Regions from separate parts of the Homo sapiens genome. Here region 2 is linked to region 1. A link is a loop called in an ENCODE intact Hi-C map of the cell type or tissue named here. Cell type or tissue: GM12878. All regions are shown on one strand. Links, peaks and the distances in the headings refer to the core of each region. The heading gives the core; the rest is flanking DNA.

Region 1 (8,000 bases), core at 1-8,000:
AAGATACCGAGATAGCAAAAATTAAAATGGAAGCAAAAAAAAAGTATGAAAAGGAGTTAACCATGTTCCAGAATGATTTTGAAAAAGCTTGTCAAGCAAAATCTGAAGCTCTCGTTCTTCGGGAAAAGAGTACCCTTGAAAGAATTCACAAGCACCAAGAGGTGGTATTTACAAATATTTTATGGGTGGCTATTTCCTGCAGCTATTAGTAGGTTGGCTCGAGATCCAGCAACAGGATGGTACAGTTGATGGAACAAGGCCCCAGAAGAGCAATAGGGACTGGGGCCAAGAGTGCAAATAGAAGGATGGTCCTTGAAAAGGATACACAAATTTGCTTCCTCTGAGACTGATGGAAAGGCGAGAACTGTGGAGGTGAACAATCAAGTTGGGATTATGAGAAACACACCCTAAATAAGCTCCATCTCCTCAGGCAGATTAGAGGGTTAGATCTTGGGTTTTAGGAGCAGATTGGAGGTGCAGAGTAGTTCCTGTGGGTAAGGGAAGAACAGCCCTTTAAAGCAGAGAGGACTGATCACCTGTATTGAGGGCTCAGCTGTGGTTGGGGGAGCCTGGAATTGAGAGAGGTCAAACCAGGTGCTTGTAAGTGAGTTTTCTGTTCTAGTTCTGGGGAGGATTTGTAAGTATCTCTCTGTCCCTTTCAGTGAGGGTGGAAAGATGGAGATGCTTGGGAAGTAGAGCTTTTCAGAGCCTTATTTGACTAGAGAAAGGCAGCCTACTTAATCGAAGATTCTGGGGCTCTCTTGGGTAGTGAAGGGAAGCAGAGGAGAGGGCAGGTGGCTGCTAACCTAGGGGGAAAGGAAGGGTTGAGTGGCAGTCTCAGTGATCAAGGACTCGATCTGGATAGACTGGTAGGTGGAAGAATGAGGATGGTCCAAGATTACAGAATTGCAGGATGAGGTTTCAGGTGGAGACTAGAAACCAAATGCAGTATGCTGCCATTGGAGAGAGCCATGGAAATGAGCAAGGGTGAAGGTCCCTGGGGTAAAGGAGTCACCACAAGGGTCATCCATGTGACCATTTGATCTTGTCACCCCAGAAAGTAACTGGACAGGAGACAGAGAGGGTGAGGAGTGAGAGGGAGTCCATGTTGGCAAGCAGGATTGGATCTACTCCTTTAAATCATATTCCTTTCCCAAGGGCGTGTCTTAGACCAAACTAGATTTACAGCACTATTTCCAACATACATCCAGAACTACTGCTGTCAGATGTTGAAAGTAGGAATGCTTCCCCCTAGTGTCCACTCTCGCCTGGGGCTTCTCAATAAGACCTAGTTGTTTAATGCTAAGGGCACCCCCTCTAAAATTTTGTATAGCATTTCTGGGAATTGGGTTTGCTTCAGCTATAAAAATGAATGTCAGAAGCACATATCTTTGAGATGATTGGATTGTGTTTAGACTAATAACTTCAACCTTCAAGATAGGTGACTGACTAGATCCCTGTTTATTTATCTGATCATCTGAAGGCTTTGAAGAAGATTGTCATCCTCATAAGAAGCACCATGTCTTTATTCCCTCACCTGGACTGTCCATCCCCTTCTCTCCCTGATAAAAACCATAGTGTCTTTCAAGACCCAGCTTGGATGTCACCTGGGTGATGCCGTCCCTGACTCCCACTGAGCGACCCATTTAGGCCTCATTCCTGCATCAGTCTTTATGTACTTCAGTTACAAAATCATCACATCTTAGTGTGATTGTTTCTCACTCCCTGACTAAATTGTGAGGTCTTTAGAGATGAGGACTATATCTGTCTACCTTTTTATATCCAGTTCCCAGTATGCTGCTTGACATGTCATAGGTAGTTAGTAAATTCTTTCTCTGTGAACACACAAATGGAAGGATGGCCCATTCTTTTAGGAGTTCATATGAGCTTGCTAACTCTGAGTCAGAATGACCCGTGAACTGAAACATTCAGACGACACCACCACTAAAAACCATGGGGATTCAATTCTTTTGGAGTTTTACTGCTGAATGTACATTTTGCTTAATTTTTCTTTCTGGGGAACTTGCCAAAATTTAGGTAAGGGCGCCAGGTGTGGTGGCTCATGCTTGTAGTCCCAGCACCTTGGGAAGCCAAGGCAGGCATATCGCTTGAGTCCAGAAGTTCGACACCAGCCTGGGCAGCATGGCAAAACCCCATCTCTACAAAAATACAAAAAATCAGCCGGACTTGGTGGCGTGTGCCTGTAGTGCCTGCAGCTACTCGGTAGGCTGGGGTGGGAGGACCCCTTGAGCTTGGGAGGTGGAGGTTGCAGTGAGCCAAGATCACCCCACTGCACTCCAGCCTGTGTGACAGAGTGAGACCCTGTCTCAAAAAAAAAAAAAAAAAAATTTTTTTAGATAAGGGACTGAGAGATGTTAAAGAACTAAATAGCATAAATTTCACATGGCATGTTAGGACTGTAGGGTAATGGTAGTTTAACAGTCATTGGGGGAGTAAATTTTTATGCAACTAGAATACGCAAAAAGTATACCTTGAGTCGGAATCTCTTGAAGGTGAAATTGTTATCCTAAATGTCTGTACTTTGCTTTTTGGAATGTAGGAAGCAGTATATTCATTCAAATCTGTTTTGCTTTCATTAGCTTGCTTGCTAAAAATTAATGCTTTTCTATACAGATTGAAACAAAAGAAATTTATGCTCAAAGGCAACTTTTACTAAAAGATATGGATTTGCTAAGAGGAAGAGAAGCAGAGCTGAAGCAAAGAGTTGAAGCTTTTGAATTGTAAGTAATGCATGTTCATTTTGGATATTCAGAATGATGAGATTAAAAAGAATTACTAAATATATATCTAAATATTCTAATGTTCATTGCCAAGTAGAGTTCTTATTTGTAAAGGGGATATCACCTAGAAGGTACAAATTAAGAGGAACAAACACTAGGGTTTTGTTTTTGAAATATTAAACATTAAGATGAAAAGACGAATGAGATGCTATCATCAGGCTACAGTAAGACCAGACAGATTATTTGGAGAAGCTGTTAATACTGGAACAGATCGTATGTTTTGCAGTTACATTCAGTCCCTCAGATCTGATAGTTCCGTGTGTGTATGTATAGTAACTGAATTCCATATATCCAGGCCTGCAGCTTTTACCAGCTGTGTGCTCAGAAAAGGAAGTATGGTGGTCCAACTTGACTTGTACTTGGTGAAACCATTTCTTTGTTACTCACTGTTTCTAAGTGCTCACAAATGTTTCATCCTTGAGATCTTACCTGGGATTGATGGCAAGTTCACCTGTCTATAGTTTGTGCAATAAGCCTTCTCTTCCTTTGGGAATCTGCTATTGACACCCATAGATACTCCAGGAATCTTAGTTCATTAAAGAATTTGGCTCCATTAATGTTTTTTTCTCACTTCTATAGGCTTGATTTGTTTGATTTCAACTCTCTGTCTACCTTACTCTCTTTTTGGCAATAATGAAAAGGTAAATTGATCAAGAGAGAGGAAATAGGCACAAAATTGGGGCAGAGAGAGTTCATCATTCCTTTACCTCCATTTTCTCTACTCTTGTTCCCTCCTTCTCAGCATATAAACTAAATAAATGTAGTTTACCTCTCCATGGCTTTCCAGATTACCAGCAGAGGGAGCTAATACCTAGAGCCTTTACCTGTTCTTAGACTAGTCAGCATTTTGTAGCACTTCTCAGGATGGCTGGATCTCACCACCCATGAACCTACCTCCCTGGCTAAGGAGTTGGTGCTATGGTTGATTTAAAGTCTCACTATGAAGACCATTCTATTCTTCAGTATTTGGAAGCCCTGATTGATCCATCTATCTTTTGCCCTCTCTTTTGGTACTTTTTTCAATATTCAATCAATAGGGTTTTTTGTTTGTTTTGTTTTGTTTTTAAGACACAGTGTCTCTCTGTATTGCCCAGGCTGGTCTCAAACACTTGGGCTCAAGCAATCCTCCTGCCTCAGCCTTCTGAAAAGCTGGGATTATAGGTGCGGGCCACCACACTTGGCTAAAGCTGATTGGTTATTAAATGACAAAAACACATATTGTACCTTGAATATGTATGGACTAATTAATTAAATCCCACAGTTAGAAACAGCATTATAGAAGATTTAAGCACATAAGTACACTTATTTGTTACTTTGTAACTAATAATATCATTATTTCATCCCAGGATTGATTTTGGCTATTTATCACCTATAACCATTGTTTGAGTGTTTATTTTCAGTGAGAAACCACTTCCCTCTTGAGACTCTCCCACTCCCCTCAGCCCAAAGCACAGTCAATTCTGCTAGTTTCAATATGCTGTAACTAGGTCAGTTCATAAAATACACTGAGGACTTCTGGCTCTTTCCTTCTACTTCCCAGTAGTGATATCATGTAGCAGTTTTAGTCTGTGGAACTAGACACATGTGATTTTTTCCTAAATTTGTTAGCTCAGCTATGGTAGTTTATTTACTTTTTATATTTTTGTTAATTTCAGGAACCAGAAGCTCCAGGAAGAAAAACATAAAAGCATAACTGAGGCACTTAGGAGACAGGAGCAGAATATAAAGAGTTTTGAGGAGACCTATGACCGAAAGCTCAAGAATGAACTTCTAAAGTAATTGTTTAGCATTTTTAAATAACTAATATGTTTAAATTAAATTGGTAGAAACATAACAAAAACTGACAAAGTAGTCTGTAACTTAGGCAAACTTTAGTGTTTGAAAAAAAAAAAACATAGTTTTATCGATACAGTCAATCCTTTCCTGCATTTGAGTTAGGATAGTTTTTAAAAGATAAGGGCCGGGTGTGGTGGCTCATGCCTATAATCCCAGCACTCTGGGAGGCTGAGGTGGGCGGATCACCTGAGGTCAGGAGTGCAAGACCAGCCTAGCCAACATGGTGAAACCCCATCTCTACTAAAAATACAAAAATTAGCTGGGTGTGGTGGTGGGCACTTGTAATCCCAGCTACTGGGGAGGCTGAGGCAGGAGAATCACTTGAACCCGGGAGGCAGACGTTGCAGTGAACTGAAGTTGTGCTACTGCACTCTACTAGCCTGCGTGACAGTGACAATCCATCTCAAAAATTAACAACAATAAAAAAATACAGAGAAGCACATCCTCTGCGCTTCTTATGGCTTCTCTAACGTTTATTGTGGGCTGTGATTTGCTTTAATTTTCAGGACACCTTGTGACTTGCTTAGCTTGCATAGTTGATAAGCTGTAAAATTGGAATTATAACCACTTTTAGTTATCTTTTCCTCTACCTCACTCATACAGTCAGAAGGATGGGGTTATCTGACAATATATAAATTATACTAGTGGTCATAGTATTTGTCAGTGAACATGTGCCTTGTATTCCTTCAAGATTCAGCAAAGCCAGAATCAAAAGAGCTAAAATTAACTATGTGAGGCAAAAAGTGATATAGGGAAAGGAAAATATGGACAACTATGGTAACTTTGGCTTTTCTGTAGTCTGAGTTTTGTGTATCAGTGAATAATATCTCAGTGCTACGACATTATGCCCATGTGGTAACATTTCTCTTCAGTGTGTGGGAAAGCATCTGGCACATAAAAAGTGCTCAGTTAATATTTGTTGTAAATGTGTCACGAGGAAATGATTCAACTCAGGTGCTCTGGGCATTTCTTATTTGGCCTCTTTTATTGCCTTTCTCATAATTTGTCATCGATATTCCATTACATAATATTGCAAAGGTTTCTTGAGGTAATCCTTTAAACAAATCCTATTTTTAAAAAATATGGCAGCTTTTTTATCTATTGATTTTGAAATGATGTATTTTACCCACATCTTCTATGTCAGTTTCTATACTAAAATAGCTAAAATGGAAGTGTCTGTAGTTGCTGAATTTTTAGGAATAAATGAATTAAAGTATGTGTGTTAATTTTACATAGTTATGGAGCTAGTGAACTATTTGGTGTCATTGTGACAGCTTCCACAGGCTGCATGGTGTCTGCCTGGCTTTGGGAATCCTCATATGACTTTGGCAGGTGTTGGAGTTTGGAGGCTCTTCGCCACAGGAGTGCTTCTATTTCCTTTTGGAACCAAAAGGGCAGCTGGTAACAGCTGGGAAAGGGAAGTGAAACTGTGAAAATGTGCCTTTTGGTATTGCTAATCCGGATATAATGCTCTTGGCAGTTGGCTCTCAGGACTGTGCTTAGTCCCTGAGCACAAAAGTTCTTACCTTGGTTGGGGGTGGGCAGATGGTACAGGTGGATTGGAAGTGACCGTCTGATTATCATTTGGGATTGAGTCTGTTGTGTGCTGTGTAAATTTAATTTACCCCTTTGCTCTTTGTGTCAGTTGAGACCAACTGAAAAGTGATTGCTTTCAGTAAGTAACCTTATGATAACACGACGCTTCATTTTGTGTGATTGAGTTTTGGGACCCAGTTTATAGGATCAAGGAAGGGTTTTACTGGGCATTTTATGTTCAGGGGTTATATCCCTGGCTTTAGTATTGAGGACTTTGAAGTTTACAAGTTGTCATGTTTAGCACCCTCAGGTGCTCCTGTGCCATAGATAAGCTCCTGCACTGATAACAGTCTTTCCAGAAAAATGCCTGAGGAGCTCATATTTAGTCATTCTGATTCTCAGGTATCAACTTGAACTGAAGGATGACTACATCATTAGAACTAATCGACTGATTGAAGATGAAAGGAAGAATAAAGGTGATGTTTGGGGGGAAAATAAGCTGTATTTTTCAGTTCTGCTGTAGGTTATTAGCTTCCCAAGTTGGGTCTTTTCTATATTCTAAAAAATACAGCTTACACTTCATTGTTCATACAAAATTACACATTTTTTGTAATTTTAATTTTATAAATTAAAAATCATGGTCTTCACTGCCTTTTGAGGAACCTTCATGTTTAATAGTTTGTATATTCACAAAGGCCAGTGATTTATCATGGATATTTTATCCAACTTTATTTCATATATTTTGATAAATCTGCAATTGTCAGGAACGTAGCAGCAACTTATTGCTGTCAAGTACGTATTACTCCTAACCATGAGAGACTTTATTTTTCACTTACGGAAAACTTTTAACTTCTCTGTCCTCTGTGACCTAGTTTCTTATTTCTTTTGCTTCTAATATATTTTTATGCTTTATAATATTTTTACTTGATGTATAACCTTCTGAACTCTTGTGTACATTGGCCTGAGACTATGGAAGTTGAATAATTTTTCAATCTTCAGATGTTTTACATTTCAGTGTATTTTTTTTTTTTTTTGAGACGGAGTCTCGCTCTGTCACCTAGGCTGGAGTGCAGTGGTGCGATCTCGGCTCACTACAAGCTCCACCTCCCAGGTTCACGCCATTCTTCCACCTCAGCCTCCCCAGTAGCTGGGACTACAGGCACCCACCAACACGCCCGGCTAATTTTTTGTATTTTTAGTAGAGGCGGGGTCTCAGCGTGTTAGCCAGGATGATCTCGATCTCCTGACCTCGTGATCCGCCCGCCTCGGCCTCCCAAAGTGCTGGGATTACAGGCGTGAGCCACCACGCCCGACCCATTTCAATGTATTTCTAGGAAATTGCTGTAACAAGAAGTTGAAGTTTTGGTGGAAATTTCAAGTAGATTCCTGGGAGGAAACCAGGGTTAGATAGTTGATGTTGACCAGATACCCAATGTGTGGCTACTGTCTTTTTTTTTTTTTTTTTTTAAGAGACGGAGTCTTGCTCTGTTGCCCAGGCTGGAGTACAGTGGCACAATCTCAGCTCACTGCAACCTCTGCCTCCTGGGTTCAAGTGATTCTTGTGCCTCAGCCTCCCAAGTAGCTGGGACTACAGGTGTGCGCCACCATGCCTGGCTAATTTTTGTAGAGAGAGAGTTTCACCATGTTGGCCAGGCTGGTCTCGAACTCGTGACCTCAGGTGGTCCGCCTGACTTGGCCTCCCAAAGTGCTGGGATTACAGGCGTGAGCCACTGTGCCCAGCCCCTTTTACTATCTTGTGGAGACTAATACTTCTTTTATGCATTAATACCATTACGTATGTAACAAATTATGGTTTGATGATATATC
Region 2 (16,967 bases), core at 4,645-12,644, 55 kb after region 1:
GCTTGTCCTAAAATCTGTTTAATAAGGGATTTTCATTTTTGTGAAAACACTATGGAAGTCTTAAAATAGATGAGCCTCTAACATTTGCAATATGGTACTAGCAGAAGATAAGCAAGTCAATAAAAGCAATGATACGCTTCCATGACTGGGAATAAACAAATCCAACAACCAGATACTTGTTAGTCTCTTCCTTTGCCTTTTGTGGGAACTGGCTTTGGTTTTCCCAAAGGCTTTTAGCCTGGTAAAGTGGGACAGCAAGGAATCATGGAGATCAATGGAGAGTAGGGGAAGCCAGCTCTAAGTCCAGATGACACAGATTTTAAGAGCACAGCAATCTGGAGGCTACTCCAGACATTTGAGAAGTATTTAATATCTGCAATTTTGAGCTTTAGCAGCAATCAGTTTCCTTGACCATCTGGGCGACAGTGTCTCTACTTTCCTGGATTCCATTCCATTCAATGAGTGTCTGTCCAATACCTGCCATGTGCAAGCCACTGTGGTGGGGTCTGCAAGTGTGCCCTCCTGGCTTTGATCCTTGTGGGTGGGGTGAGGGGGGCGGTAAGACACACAGACACATAAGGTATCACTAAAGTAGAATAAAGAGAGTGCTGACACAGGGATATGGGGGAGTGAGGTAGGGACAGATCTCTTTGGTTGGTGTGGGTTGCTAAGGCAAAGGTTTATGGATGGCAGGAGGTGAAGAGGCCTTGAAGAACAGAAGGATTCCATGAAAAGCACAAAGGAAGGACAGCAGGACCCATGTGATGTGGGAGACGTGGGGAGCGTTCAGGGTGTAGCCGAGTTCATCAAGGACACCAGGGTAATGGTGGGGAGAAGTCAGGAAGGTAGGTCCCCCCATTGCCTGGTCCATGGAAGATGTCCAAGCCAGCCTCAAGCCTCTGTGCTTCACTTTGCAGCAAGGGGAAGAGAGGGAAGGTTTGTGAGCAGGCGAGGCGTGACTCAGGATGTGCTTTTAAGAGATGAATCTGGCACTGGTGTGTGGGCTGGACTGGAGTGGGTGCAAGCTCAACTCTTCAGTGGTAGGCGGTGGCAGAATGGGTCTTCTGAGGTTTATTCATGGGGGCAGGACATCTTCAGTAAAAGCAGGAAGGATAAAAATTGGACAAAGCTGTGGAGCTATTAAGCAATCAACATCATGCAACATTTTCTATTCGGGTGAGAAAGGGTGAGAGAATTTATGTGAACACATCTTCACAAGGGCCATTCTAGAAAATGCAAACTAATCCACAGAGAAGGAGAGCAGATCAGTGGTTGCTTGGGGAGAGTGGGAGCATAGGAAGGATGGAAAGAGTTGGGAGTGGCAGCCACATTGCCATGCTGCTCATGGTGCTGCTTTCATGAGCACACACGTATGTCAAGGCTTGTCAGACACTTTAAAGAGATGCACCATATGCATATCAATTACACCACAAGAAAGCGTTTTCAGAAGACCTGTTTGTGAAGTTCAATTTCTACAAGACACACTAGTAATTTAAAAAGGTTGTGAACCCCTTTGAGAAACTAAGGATTGGTGGTGAAAGCCAAGAGCCACATTAACCTGGGTGATGGGAACCCTCCAGGCAGCAAGGCACAGCAGAGGCATCCTCTGGACTGAGGGTAAGGACAGCAAGGGTCAGGGAGGCCTTAGGGCTTTTACTAGACAAGCAGAGGGCAGGAGGCTACAGTGAGGGGGAAGGAAAATAAAGGGCGCTGAGGAAGACATACCTGTTCCTCTAACCACAATAACACACTCATATGCCCTGCATACATCTCTGTATGCATAGGGTGTTTATAGCACGTGCTATATGCAAACACACGTGTATGGTATTATGTTGCATAAATAAATATATGTAGGTTTAAATGTATTGGTTTATGCACTGCGTGCCTTTTAAAAGAGTGAGTTTCTCTTCAGGAAACACCGATACATAGATTGTATATAATATTCCAGACTTATCAAGCTATCCATGCCTGCAATAAGCTTAACATCTGGGACAAAGCTACCCCATGGACTTCTACTGCTTCACTTAGAACCAATTTCCTGACTCAAAGCGTAGGACCTAGCCCAGGGGTTCTCAACTCTTGGTACTATTGGCATGGGCCATCCTTTGTTGGGGAGGGGCCGTCCTGTGCACTGTAGGATGTTTAGCAGCATCCCTGACCTCTACACCACTAGATGCCTAAAAGGCATCTCCTGAAAGGCAGAAACTCCCCCGGATTGGGAAACACTGGTCTACCACAGTGGTTCTCAACCTTGGCTGCACAGAGGATCACCTGGTGGGGGAGCTTTCAAGAACGCTGATGCCTGGGTCCCACCCTCAAGATTCTGAATGACTTGGTCTGGATGTGGCTTCGGAATTTTAAAAGACCTCCCCTTCCTTCCAGGGTTCTACTGTGAAGCTCAGGCTGAGAACTTCTTATTCAAGAAAATCATCCCACAAAGTTAACCCTATTTACATGCAGATGATTCTAGAAACCTCGATTAGCCAACCTAATTTTTTTTTTTTTTTTTTTTTTTTTTTTTTTTTTTTTTTTGACACAGAGCCTTGCTCTGTTGTCCAGGCTGGAGTGCAGTGGCACAATCTCTGCTCACTGCAACCTCTGCCTCCTGGGTTCAAGTGATTCTCCTGTCTCAGCCTCCCAAGTAGCTGGGACTACAGGCACCCACCAATACTCCCGGCTGATTTTTGTATTATTATTATTATTATTTTTTTTTTAGTAGAGATGGGGTTTCACCATGTTGGCCAGACTGGTCTCAAACTCCTGACAACGAGTAGCCAATCTGAACTTACTTAACAAACACCTGCTGAGCTCCTATGCAACTCTCAGAGTGCAAGGTCTTGACCAGCCTGGCCCAGGAAATGAGCCATGTACACAATGGACACTAAAATTAGACAATTTCATATAGAGTCACACATCATGAGTGCTAAAAATAAAGTGATCATCATTCAACACTATGAACGACTGCTTTCTTGGTCCTAGGTCCCGAGCCAGGCCAAAGCAGGGAGCAAGGCATGAAGACCTCTGCTCACAGAGAGCTTAGAGTCTAGTACCTCAGGAAGGCCGTCAAACACCTGCCAGGTACTCATTTAACCCAGTGATACATTCTCTGAGAGGTGAGGCTTTGAGAAAGTGAAGAGGTTATGATCATTAAGGAGATGGAGGATGCATTTGCACTGTGAAATGTTTATACAGACTGTGGCAGGCAGCTAAGACACCACCCCCAATGATCCCCACAAACCTACATTCATGGCCTTGTGTAATTCCTTCCCCTGAATGTGGGCTGGACCTAGTAGCTTACTTCTTAGGACTAGAATATGGCAAAAGTGATGAGATGTCACTTCCCTGATTAGGTTTCAAAAAATTGACTTCTGTCCTGTTAGCATTGTCTCTCTGGCTGGCACATTCTCTTACCTGCTCACTTGCTCTCTCTATCTGATGAAGTCATCTGCTATGCCATGAAGTAGCTATGGAGAGCCCACACATGGAAAAAAATCAAGGGAGGTTTTAGGCCAGCAGCTTGTGAGGAACTGAGGCCCTCAGTCCCAAAGTAACCAAGTCCTGCCAGTAGCCACATGAATGAGCTTGGAAGTGGATCCTTCCCCAGTTAGGCCTTCAGATGAGACTGAAATCTCATTAGAGTTTCTGAGACAGCTAAGCTGAGTCCAGACTCCTGACCTAAGGAAGCCGAGATAATATACATTTTTGTTTCTAGCCACTATGTTTTGGAGGAATTTGTTATGCAACAATTGATAACTAACACACAGCCTGAGCTCTGATGTTTGCCTACAGCTTTACAATCTAATGTTTTTGCATTGGCTCTTATACACAAAGATATAGTGGCAATAGCGAAACATTACTTCAAGAGGAATTTACTTCAAATTCAATAGTACTGTCTGCTAAGGATGTGGAGGTTTGACTTTGAGCATCTTAACTGTAAATACATATACAGGTTGAACATATACATACACAGGCTGAACTGAAACGATACTTTACCAAAGATGTTATAATGAGGGGTTATGGCCTTCTATGTATATAGCAGTGGTGGTCAAACTTTACTGTGCATTAGAATTGCCTGGGGGAGCTTCTTAAAATGGGCCAAATTTCTGGGACCCATCGCAGAGAGGGTAGGTGGGGACTGGGAATCTGATTTTTCTTTTTAAGAGATCGGGTCTTGCTATGTTGCCCAGGCTGAACTTGAACTTCTGGGCTCAAGTGATCCTCCTGCCTTAGCCTCCCAAGTAGCTGGGACTACAGATGTGTGCCACCATGCCCATATGAAATCTGAATTTTTAACCAGCATTCTTAGCGATTCCGATTCAGGGCATTGGAACCTCATACTTAAAAAAAAAAAAAAAGAAAGAAATGATCCCCAGCACTACATTTAGTAAACCACAAATATCTTTTCTATACACAGGAAATAAAACTTGCTAAAGTGCACTGAATAGAACACTAGATGAAAGTAGCTCACAGTATCCACTTAACGGGACTTGGTTTATTATGGGAAAACTCAGAGAAGGACCTGAAAGAGGCCAGAGGGGCTGAGCTTCTAGAAAGTACCAAGAAATTCTCTGAAGAAGGGCTGAGCCTTAGTTGACAGCCTGTGAGCAGGGAGTCCCTATTCCCCACAGAGAACAAGGATTCTGGGGCCTGGAGGGCAGAGGATGAGGGATGTTTGATGGAGAAGATTTTAGGAAACTGAGTGCCGAGCAAAGTTTTTAGGTGTTGCCTAACATCAGTAGATAGAGTATTGCATTTTGACACACTTTGCAAATTCTAATTCAAGGATTGGCAATTGTTTTCTGTAAAGGACCAGATGGCAAATATTTTTGGCTTTGCAGGGTGTATAGTTGCAGCTTCTCAACTCTGCTAGTGGAGTACGAAAGCAGCCACAGACAATCAAATGGGCCTGGCTGGTTCCGATAACATTTTCTTTACAAAAACAGTGGGTGGCATCACCAGCCTCGTCTGTCAAATCCTCACAGGAATCTCGATTTATTGCCACTGGGAAACAGCACATGAATATAAACAAGGTTTTCTCAAGACACAGGAAGTCTTGTTTCGATCCCATTACCTCTCCTACCAGCCTGACATTTCACCCCTAGAGCTGGTCCTTGGGGGTGAAAGCATTGTTCATGGAAGTCTCCAGAAAATACAAGCATGATGATCTTCAGAGGAAGATTTGTCCCACCTAAATGACTCTGACACCCAGAGCATTCCGTTTAGTACAAAAGCCAATTCATATAAGCTTTTCATAGACGTGGACGCACTCAGGGGGTGAGGGTATATGTGGCTTATTTGGGAGTGAACTTCGGCACCCAAAAGGACACAGCCTGAGGAGGTGGGAAGACCTAAGTGGCTGATTTCAGCTACTCCCCAGCTACTTCAGAGTAATTCCAGTTACCTCTAAGGGTGGCAAAAGATTTCAAAGCAAAATTAATTTTAATGGACTCTAGTTAGATTTATATGAAAACATATAACATAAGGGACATTTCAAAGGCAGCAAAGACCAGATGACACTACTTCTCAAAGACCGAGAAGTACTCAGTCTTGAATAATCCAAGTCAGTGTCCCTACAATCAGACATGTCTGACAGAAAGCCCGAGATCAACACTCAATACTCATCGATCTGCTTTTTATCTCTGCTTTCTCTGTCTGCCTACTCTAAGGTGAGAAGCAAAGGTAAGACCAAAAGACAAAGGGAGCTGATATGTCACACACACAGTAAGCCATTGTTACATAATTAGGTGCTAATCACAGACTAACAATATAGCGCATAAACAATGGAACGTTCAAAAACAATCAAGAAATTACTTATATCGATAAGTATTTGTTTACAGCTATATATAAATTATTTTATATATATATATATAAAGACTGCCATAGCAGTCAGTAAATAAACTATAAAATCGTTAACTGCTGTATATGGCACTTTTTTGGTGAAAACTGCAGGTGCTTTGAAAATGAAAGAATTGATACATTTCAGAAAACAAAAGGCAAAGTACTCTAAAAATCTCAGGGACTTTACGGCATGAGCCTGAGCTACAACGTGCTTCCACTGTGTTCACCATTTACCTCTATGTAATCAGAAATATCTTGAGTAACTGGAAGGCATCAGACAGACTGAGAGCATCCACTGGCTTAGGCTGGATAAGCTACAAAAGCTTCTGCAACCAGCCTCTGGGGACAGAATGATACCACCAGCAGAACCCACACGGCACGACCAGACTGTCAGTTATGGTCGACACCCAACTATGGCCAGAGGTGGAATGGTACACGCAGAAGGATTAAGGGTTTTTCTTCCCCCTTAAAATACATTTCAAGTGGTTTGGGAGAAGACCTCGAACTTAGTGGCCTTACAACCTTAGGTTAGGAAAGAGTGACACTAAAGAACAATGACAAAAATCCAGTAGCATTTCCCAGGACTTATAGCTACAGGTGTCCCTCTACAAAGCAGATCAGTGAGAGAGAAGTCCCAGGCTCAGCCTAGAAGGGGGCCAAGGGATAAAGTCTGCAGTTCCCAGGAGCCAGCCTGTGGTTACATCTGGGCAGACAAGGTGCAACATGAGTTAACAGCAGTGCTGGGCCCTCCGTCAGTCTGCTACCCGCCCCCACCCCACAACCCCGTGGCGACTCAGGAATCCATTCTCTGTGGTGCAAATCACAACACTTGGGCTTCTTGCTAAATACCAACACTCCAGAGGGCCCTCCTCTCCCGACATCCTCTGTGACAGTCCCTATGTAGAGGGTGTGCTCTTTGTCCCGACTTCTGGAATTATCTGTGGCCATTTTAACTGAAACATCAGAGCATTTTGGATTTGAGAGGCGGAAATTGGTGATATGTGAAGTGGGTGGTTATTCTACTCCTTCCTTGTGAGACTGAATTCTGAATTACAGATTTAACTGTATATAAAGAACCATTCTTAGTCCACTAAAAATGGCAGCCTATATTTAGTCACGGCATCTTGCATGTCATTGGATTATATTAAAGAGGGAGATGAGAGACATTTGAGAATTTCTCCCAAGCTTCCATCAACTACTTTCTCCTCTGGCCCTCACTTTGCCACAAAGAAACAAACCTTTCTCACCTTCACTGCCCCTTCCCCAAACCCCCTCATGAGACAAGCAGGTAAGAGAAGCAAGGTCACTGTTTTTCAAACCAGCCAGGACTCAACAGATTAATGACTGCCTTGGCATTGCTTAGACATGCCTCTTCCTAAATAGAAACGGAAAGAAGAAAGGATGAATACCTTGAGCAATTCTTTATCTTTTCCAAAGATAAAGATTTCTAGATCTCTTGAGGGTAAATTCACATAATCAATTCCTTCCTGTCTTCTCCCTTCTTGCTCTTGGACCTTGCTCTTAATTACTGCTTCTCAAGCTTTAATGTGCATAGGAACTACCTGGAAGTCTTATGAAAATGCAGATTCTGATTCAGTGGGGCTGGGTGGGACCTGGGACTCTGCATTTCTAACGAGCTCCTGGAGGTGTTGATTCTGCTGGTCCACAGCCCGCACTTGGAATAGAGAATCTAGATTGTCTTAGGCTATCCTCTGGAGCCTGTGTAACACAATCTACAACAGTCTGGAAGTGCTCCCTCCAATGTTAAGCACAATATGCCACTGACTGGAGACTTAGCATGAACTACTCCCTGCTTCATCGCTTGCCTGCATCTCAGACCACCACCTCAGGCCAGGCCCCTAGGGCAGCATCATGGACGGCGGGGGGGGCGGGGGGCGGGGGTAGCCCATGTGGTCATACATCATTTCATCTCCTGAAGGCAGAAAAGATGTGGACACTACATGTCCAACGCAGCTAAAAATTGAAAAGGAAAAAGAGATAAGGAAAGAATAACTATCTAACCCCTAAAGATGGAATTCTACTGGGAAGTAGTAGCAAGAAAAAGAAAACCATGAAAAGGACCCTGGAACCGCCATGACCTTTCCAATGGGGAATAAGGAAGTTCCTGGAGAAGGGCAGTCTCTGCTACAGTAACTGCATGAGTGGGAGAGGCATTTTCCTTTGGCAAAAATTTCCTGGTCAGCCTGTATCAAAACCTCTTTTTCCCCCATGGAAAAAGGCTGACAACTCTGCAAAAAAATTAATAAAAAAAAAAAGAAAAAAAAAAGAGCCATACAGAATTCCCTATTTTTTGCCTCATACCATCTGGTTGGGGTTGGAGATCTAAGTATAGAATGGCAACGGCATTGATTTAGGACCCAACAAAATCTGTAAGTGTCTGGAAAGGCGATGGCATGGCTAGAGTGGGTCCCTTCACTCTGTGGCCTGCGCTGTAGGCTTTACACTATCACACATAAGGTCTCTGCAGACAGCTCCAGACATTAACAGTCCCCGTGGAGGCATCTTTTTTCCAATTATTTCCATCAATGCACACAAAAAGTTAAAACTATGTGTAGGTGGAGATTGTTTCAGGATCTGGGAAGATAATTCTTTAAATCAAATTCAGTGATTTTGTTTCTCCCCCTCAGGCAAGAACCTGTTAGTTCATGGAATTCTCGCTTGCAGTAGTATCACCAGCAACCTGATACTATTAGACTTCCACAATCTTTCATCATATCATTATGGAATTCCAAAAAACTTGAAAAGTAATTTTTTTTTCTCCCCTAACTCATCTGGCAGCAAAACCTGTTCTGATCTCCTCTTCCTTGGTGCCAAAATCTCACCTGAATGGACAAGGAGTTGTTTATAGTCTTGGGCTCTCCAGAAAGATTAATGAGTTAGATCTGCAGAGACACTCAGTGGTGGTATCATGCAGTACATGATGTATGCACTATGTTATCTTTTGGAAACCCAAATTCTTTGGAATTCTGAAAGAAATCAGTTTCAGAAAAACAGAAAATGGAGCCTCGTATTTTTCTTCTCAGCTGCCACTGCTGCTATGAATGCCCAGATTCTGGTGTTTCACCGTAGGATCAAAAGCACACAAATATTATTGCAATGCTTTTACAGGGAACTGCTCAACAAGTGGAGAAAACTCTTCAAGAGCAATTGATAGAGGTTTCTTTTATTCCCCCCCAATAAGATATTGTGTTTATTCTTTACCAGTTTAGTGAACTAAAATACAGAAAAGAATAAGTATTTTTCTGGGTTTCCAGCTGGCCTGATGTCATTCAACACTCTTAAAATGAAGACTCTTAAAGACTCTTAAGATGAAGAGGGACTCCTCCCTCAAGCAGTTGTTTCTGATAACTTGGGGGCTTCTTGTTATGTTAAAAAATACCCCTTTCCCCGCTCCCCACCCTTGAATTATGCACATCTCATGGTTTTTTTTGCTGCTTTTTTTTTCAAAAGCAGCTTTACTGAGATATAATTTATATTCTATAAAATTCACCTGTTTCAAGTATACAATTCAATGACTTTGAGTAAATGTACAGCGTTGTGTGACCATCGCCACAATCTAATTTTAGAACATTTTCATCACAGCAAAAATGATCCCTTGTACCCATCTGTAGTTGCTCCCCAATCCTCCCTTCTCTCAGCCTCTGGCAACCATTAACCTACTTCTTATCTCACCAATTCTGTAAATTTAACATAAACAGAGTGGTAGAACATTTGGTCTCTTGTGTCTGGCTTCTTTCACTTAGCATGATGTTTTTGAGGTTCATCCATGTTGTAGCATGCACAAATATTTCATTCCTTTTTATTGCTGAATAGTAGCTATTGTATGGATATATCACGTCTAATGACTTTTTTTAAATCAAGATTCCAGAACCCTCCATATTCTTTATAGGATCCATGAGAATGGATGGCTGATGTCACCTCATGCTCACCCTATTTAGCCAGCGCTGCACAGGCACACACAGAACCAACACCTGATAGCCATAGGACAGATGAAGGAATGCATAACCCAAGACAGAACTAAATCCAACGTCAGATTTCATTTTAATTAACCTGACAACACAATTTAGATTTTAAAGGAAAAGGTTTTATTAATCATGGATTTTATGACTTTGTAATTCAATGGGTAACTTACATTGTACCTTGGGATTGCCCTTTCTGGAGCTGTACCATGCTACATTTACTCCTGAAAAAGTTAGCAAGCATTTGGGAGAAATGTTATGGATTGATGCAAAATCACAGAAATACTTTAAGCCTCTTACTGTGTTTATCCGACCTACCACCAGCCCTTTATGTCTGCATTTTATGTAGTTTGAACTATGGTTGTACACTGGCAAAATCACTGAGTTTTAGCTAACTGAGCTGGGCATTACAACTTGTGTTGGTTTTGGGAACGTGGGAGGTTGGATGTTCATACTGCTTCACCTTTTGCCCCTTCTAGGTCCCCAAATCAGCTGTCGCACACCTCACCCAGATCCAGCACCTAGCGGTTCTGAATGGCCAATGTTCCTCACGAGCAAGGAAAATGGAAACCGGACCCACTGAACCTACCTGATGGGAATCGGGTACATGGTTATCCAATCCTACTTTCACAGCTTTGATTTCTCTTTCTCAAAGGCAATGACTGAGGTGAGAGGGTGGTGCAGAGCAGCAGGGCTGGGAAGACATTTGGGGACACTCACAGTACTCTCAGGGCCAAGGCTCCTTGAAGGCCCTGGCCCAGTTCTTGGCCACATGGGGGATGTGGGTGGCCCCCCTCCCCCATTATTGGTTCAGGCATTGGAAATTTCATGGTTAACCAAAGGCATATCTCACTGTACATTGTTCCCTTTGAGAAGACGAAGTGATTGAAGGTGAAAGAGGGAAGAGGGAAGAAGGAGAAGAAAGTGGAGAAAGATGGGGTGGAATGGAGAGGGAGAGAGAAAAAGAAAGATGATTAAAAAATGTTTATAGGGCGAATTCCACCCATGCCCGTGTGAACAAATTAATGCACCAAGCAAAACATAAAATATCACCAAGCTGCAAGAGCCATTACAAATAATATTAAAGATAACAGTTGACTTGCTATTAGAATTCACCCCAAGGCTGTATTTACCTGGACTGCTCAAGGGGCTAGCCCTGTCCCCCAGGGTTGGCACGGGATGGTACTGGTGGTTCTTTGAGCCTGGGTACATCCAGTGGTACCTGCCAATTTCCATTTCAGCTCTGCTGTTCACTGCCAATTTCAGGTGGCAAAGAGTCAGTGTCTCTATCTCCAGCAAAGATTCTATATCAGCATTTTTATTTATTCTTTACCATAGAAAGGAAATGGGGAGTTTAAAAAATATGCTATTGAAATGCAACCCTTCAGTACCAGCATGATCCATTGAGAATGTCCTCCGTTTCTAAATTGAAGTTTATGTAAATCACCAAAATGATCTTTATTTTCTACATCTTTCCCCCAACACACACCATATCCTGCTTCTTAAAATGCTCATTTGGGGAAGATACTATTTATAGTGAAAATTTGGCTCCTCACAATAATATTTTTCTTTCTGTTTCCTTTTCAGACCAACAGAGCACTAACAGAGCACTATAATTATTGCCAGCTGCACTAGCAAAGGTGAACGCAGGCTCCCTCTCTGTAAGGGTACCCAGCTCTAGTCCAGAAAACCTGGCAAACAACCTAATGGTCTGCTGTTTCTTGGATGAAATGCTTGTCCTCCCATTGACGTCTGCAGTATTGTCTGTCACCTTATCTTAAACTCAGAACGTCAGAGTCTAGAATGTTCTGGATTAAATCCTGTTCCAATTTTCTCCCATGTGCTATACAGAAAGGGCTACTGGTCTTGGGCTCGAACCACTGCTTAATTACACACATGGTGACAGCTGGCACTCCCTGAGGACTCAGGTCTCTATCTGGTAATATGATACAATATTTCCCACTTCTTAGGGGATTGCAAAGAAAAATACCTACCAATTTGCCTGGCACAGAGTAGGCTTCTCATAAAAGTTAGTTGAATTACAATCTTGAAATCTCAAAGAGATCATAAGGTCGCTATGGCCAGTTTATCTCCGAGAATCCCATAAAACCTAATAAGGGGTTATATCCTCTGGGGCACCACAAATATTTAAGGATTAAAAAAAAATTGTGCCATTGATGTGGGTAATGATTCCATCAGAAGATCAGGTCATAATGCACCATCTGGCAGCTCAGGTCTCTGAGGAGAAGAACCTACTAAAGCCACAGTGTGAGGCAAGTAAAACCTCACAAAGCCTTTATAAAATCCCAACTCCACTCTCCACAATCTCTGAAAACTTGTAAGGTATTTCAAGTTTGGAAGCAGAAACCTGCTTTTCTAGAATGTTTTAGAAAAAATCTTTTTGACTTCAAGGTAAGGTATACATAACTCATTTAAAACCAGGGTAGGGAGGTACAGAAAAGATGCTGGGATAAGATCAGAACTGCACAATGAAACTATTTTTGTGGTCAATGATGATGACAGCAAAAATTTATGGAGTGCTTATGATGTACTATGCACTGCACTCAGCATGTGGTACTTATTACATTTGTCACAACCACCCTCTGAAATAGGTACTATTATTATTCCATTTTTACAAGGGAACAACCCAAGGGCAAGGAGAAGGTAATGATCACTTGCCCAAGATCTTTCAGCCAGGAGGTAGAGAAGCCTGAATGTGAACCTTAGCAATTTCACTCAAGAGGGCACACTTTGGAAACCACCATACATCCTACTGTGACCTCTGCATGTATTGCAATTTTCTACTCTTCTGCTGAGGCAACAGTTAACCCAATGAGAGTTTTTCTGAGGTGCATTTGCAGTTGAGTTGTGCTTCTGTGTCTCCTAAAGAAACGGTCCAGGTCCTAAGCTACTGATGTTATCTCAGGCTTCTTAAAATTTCTTAACTTTCAGTCTTCCTTAGATTGAGATTTTTGTGGGCTGGGTGCGGTGGCTCACACCTGTAATCCCAGCACTTTGGGAGGCCAAGGCGGGCGGATCACTTGAGGTCAGGAGTTCAAAACCAGCCTGGCCAACATGGTGAAACTCTGTCTGTACTAAAAATAAAAAAAATATATAAAAAATAAAAATTAAAAAATTGGCCAGGTGTGGTGGCTCATGCCTGTAATTCCAACACTCTGGGAGGCCGAGGCAGCCAGATCACCTGAGGTGAGGAGTTTGATACCAGCCTGGCCAACATGGTGAAACCCTGTCTCTACTAAAAATACAAAAATTAGCTGGGCATAGTGGCGCACACTTGTAGTCCCAGCTACCCAGGAGGCTGAGGCAGAAGAATTGCTTGAACCCAGGAGATGGAGGTTGCAGTGAGTTGAGATCGCGCCACTGCATTCCAGCCTGGGCAAAAAAAAAAAAAAAAAGAGTAAAACTCCATCTCAGGAAAAAAAAAAAAAAAATTAGCCGGGCATGGTGGCATACGCCTATAGTCCCAGCTACTCTGGAGGCTGAGGCAGGAGAATCACTTTAACCTGGGAGGTGGAGGTTGCAGTGAGCTGAGATCATGCCACTGCACTCCAGCCTGGGTGACAGGGTGAGACTCTGTCTCAAAAAAAGAAAGAAAAAAAACCCCCAAAAAACAGATTTAGATTTTTGCTTTACTGTTCAGGAGATTCTCTCTCAGAAATAGATGTTGCTACATTCTCCAAAGGCAAGAAAACCCAGTGGGGCTGACAGAAAAAAAACAGAAGGTCAAGGCACTTCATGGTATGATCTGATTTCCTCTTGGTAAAGGGGGCTATGAGCCCTCCACATAGACCCCTAAGCAAGAGGATTCTAAGTAGTTCTATCACTTTTGATCTGGAAATTTTTATCCTTTTAAAAAATTTGTCTCTACATACTCAGCACACAGGTGCCCAATAAACGCTGGCTGAATAAATATTTGGTTGAAAGGAAGGGAGCACCCTGGGACCCTGTGGACCAGAAATGGACCTCTAGATCCCCCACCATGCTGACTTTTACCCAAGCCAGGCCATGCAATTCAGGGTATCTCTGCAGAAGATTCATCCATGCTCTGTGCTCATCTCCTCATATGGATGGGGTAAGTCTCCAGATGTTCAGGCAAGCAAGCATAGGCTGCTAGGCAATGACAATGAAAAACCATGGACTGCTCAATGTTAACGTGTTTTCTGAGAAAAACATGGCAGCCATGCCTAAGACCCTTAATTCAGGATTTAAAAAAAAAAAAAAAAAAAAAGAATAGATCCAGAAGACACACCGATGGGATCGGCAACTGGATGGATGTGTTCCAAATCCCCTGGACTTACACTTCTGGAGGGGCCTTTTTACAACAGTAAATCTTTAGATATGAAAGAAAAGAAAAATCACTTCTATTTTATATTTTTGAGCCAAATTTAAATAAAGGCATTAAATATAAAGTTATTTATAAAATTTCAAAAAACACAGTATACATTTTAATCCCAAGGACAGGATCCCAACACCTAAAAGGCAGTCACAGGATTCCAAGAGGATGCCTTGGCTCAAAAGGTCTTTTAAAATGTCTTGATTCTGGGCACCTGGCAAGAAATGGGAAAATGGTTTATGCCCTGCAGAGGGAAAACTGCAAAATGTTCCCCCTAAGAGAGTGAAGATAGAGATGAGGTGACCAGTGGTGGCTTATGAAGACAGACACAGCTGTGAGTGGTCATTGCCAAAGGTGGGCATGAAACAAGGGGAAATTGCAAAAAGGAAAGCAAAACAATGCCTTGTTTATTTTTCCCCATTTACTTATTTAATGTAATTTAGCGAGAAGGCTGAACAAATGAACTTCAGACTGTCATGCTTCTTAGCACCTAGGAAATTATCACCGGAAGCAACTAAGTGACAAACACTGAGCTTCCAAGAAAGACCATATTCACTGAGCAAGGTCTTTCAAAGCTATATTTGTTATCTTTCATTTTTAGCTATTATTTAAAATATTAAGGAATGCCATAACAATGCTATAAATATAGTAAAGGTTGGTAAATTATAGCCATCTGTTTTTATTTATAAGGTTTTATTGGAACACAGTTGCACCCATTTGTTTACATACTATCTAGGGCTGCTTTCATGCTATAGTGGCAGATTTGAATAGTTACAACAGACACTGAGTGGTCTGCAGCACCTAAAATACTTACTATCTGACCTTTACGGAAAAAGTGTGTTGACCCTTGATTTTAAATACAGCATAATAAGGCTTGGCTACATAAAGCAGTTAATGCAATTGATAAAATCAGCTTATCAAATAGGAAATTATTACATTTTCTCTTATACACTCTTTGACGAGAAATATCACTCAGCTGGCTAAGGATCAAAATTCTCGTCTATGGCATTTTGTCTGCTATTTAATCTGCCACCAATCAGCAAAATTATTATTAAAACCAAGATTATACTACCCCTAATGGTCCCTACGATGACTTAGCACCCCTGTACTCCTGTAACGTGAGCTGAAGGGACAGAGGAAGAATGACATTTCAAAGGAGAACACTTTTCTTTTCTTTCTTTTTTTTTTTTTTTTTTTGAGACAGAGTCTCGCTCTGTCACCCAGGCTGGAGTGCAGCGGCACTATCTCGGCTCACTGCAACCTCCGCCTCTCGGGTTCACGCCATTCTCCTGCCTCAGCCTCCTGAGTAGCTGGGATTACAGGCACACACCACCACGCCCGGCTAATTTTGTTTTTGTATTTTTAGTAGAGACTGGGTTTCACCATGTTAGCCAGGATGGTCTCGATCTCTTGACCTCTTGATCCGCCCGCCTCGGCCTCCCAAAGTGGTGGGATTACAGGCGTGAGCCACCACACCCGGCAGAGAACACCATTAAACGAATAAATGAATGAACAACAAAGCACATTTGTGAAACTGGGATTGTAACCTTCCTCTCTTAAAAACAGTCGGTGTGGTCACTTTCTTCCTCCGTTCCATGGCCATCCCTACTCCTGGCCAACTATCTCCCATGTATGTACATTTGGTCCAAAGGAGAAAAAAGCGAGAGTGTCTTTGTAACAATCCAATCCAATCCATCACAGTCACAGAGAGGGGAAGTTTAAGTCATGGGGACACTGGTTATTTTGCATGTTCTCAGATACATCAAGACAAAGTCACTTTATTAAGATCATTTAGTCTAAATTGACCCTGTACTTCCAAATAACAGAGAAATGTGATCTTGAAAATCATAATAATCTTAATTCAGGGTTTACACTCAATTTCAGGGAAGGCAAATCTAAATTTCCAGAAATGGCCCAGAATTCTTTTTCTAACGAAATAGCAAGGCCAAGTCTTTAAAAAAATCCTAATGGAATTAATAATGTAAAAGTAGAAGATGTACCAAATGGCTCGTTGAGATCTTTTCCACATTTAAATGTTCTAAAAAAAAAAAAAAAAAATCAAAGGAAGCTGTATCATACCTACCACATATGTTCCGCACCATCTGGCCAGCCACTTTTCTCTACAGCCTATTCCCCAGACACCAACTCTTCAGATGTCCACCTTGGCAAATTCTTACAGATAATAACTGCATCTAAAACTTCCTCTGTACCATATTTATATAGCCAAGTTAGAAAATGTCAACACAAATTTCAAAATGCAATAATTCGCAGATCATCAGGAATAGTGTGACGTGTGTTATGTGTCCCTTTGGGTTTTTAATCACACAAGTCGTATATTCTAGAGGAGTGCTTTTCTTCCTAAACGAAAAATGAGAGCCAAAAGTGCATACATTTTGCTAAATTAAAAAAAAAAATAAGAAATTATATCTATTTGATCAAAAAGATTAAAATAGATGTATTAATTTTTTAAGGAAGTCAATAATTTAAATTCATTTCTTACTTTGACTATATCCTGTAATTTATTTTAAATTACACATTGTTTCCCATTCACTATATTTTTCTTCCTGTGTGGTTAGGAATTTAATTTGATGCCTGTAATTTATTTCAGCAACGATTCATAGGAAGTTAACTAACCTGACTATAATTGTTTCAGTAGAATTCAATTACCTACATATAATGAAAATAATTTTCATAACAGATAGATTTTTCCCCCATAATAGAGCATACAAAGTTGTTATGATTCAATTGTTTTTCTACTCAGTGATTATCCACTCTCAGCAATTTCAGATGCATTT

Evidence for each region. A loop is a pair of places that touch in the nucleus more often than their neighbours do. Peaks named below come from ENCODE experiments on the same cell type or tissue, not always from the same donor. Only the 100,000 strongest peaks of a DNase experiment are listed, where the experiment ranks them.
Region 2: it touches region 1 in a loop (4-fold over the local background); 3 of 110 quality-filtered maps call a loop at or near these places.

Annotation. Positions count from the first base shown.
Region 1 is chrX:13,746,793-13,754,792 of GRCh38, forward strand. It overlaps OFD1 (OFD1 centriole and centriolar satellite protein), which reads left to right. Exons shown (of 23, transcript NM_003611.3): 8 at 1-161; 9 at 2,635-2,741; 10 at 4,457-4,576; 11 at 6,576-6,649. Among named protein-coding and RNA genes, the nearest start is that of OFD1, 16 kb to the left of the region's middle. In GM12878, for the core only: CTCF peaks have their summits at 1,250 (motif pointing left) and 3,599 (motif pointing right); a DNase peak (open chromatin) is centred at 6,066; H3K27ac peaks cover 3,329 bases.
Region 2 is chrX:13,796,699-13,813,665 of GRCh38, forward strand. It overlaps GPM6B (glycoprotein M6B), which reads right to left. Exons shown (of 8, transcript NM_001001995.3): 2 at 10,952-11,071. Among named protein-coding and RNA genes, the nearest start is that of GPM6B, 12 kb to the right of the region's middle. RefSeq lists an enhancer at 5,388-5,921. In GM12878, for the core only: a CTCF peak has its summit at 8,763; no DNase peak of the experiment used is centred there.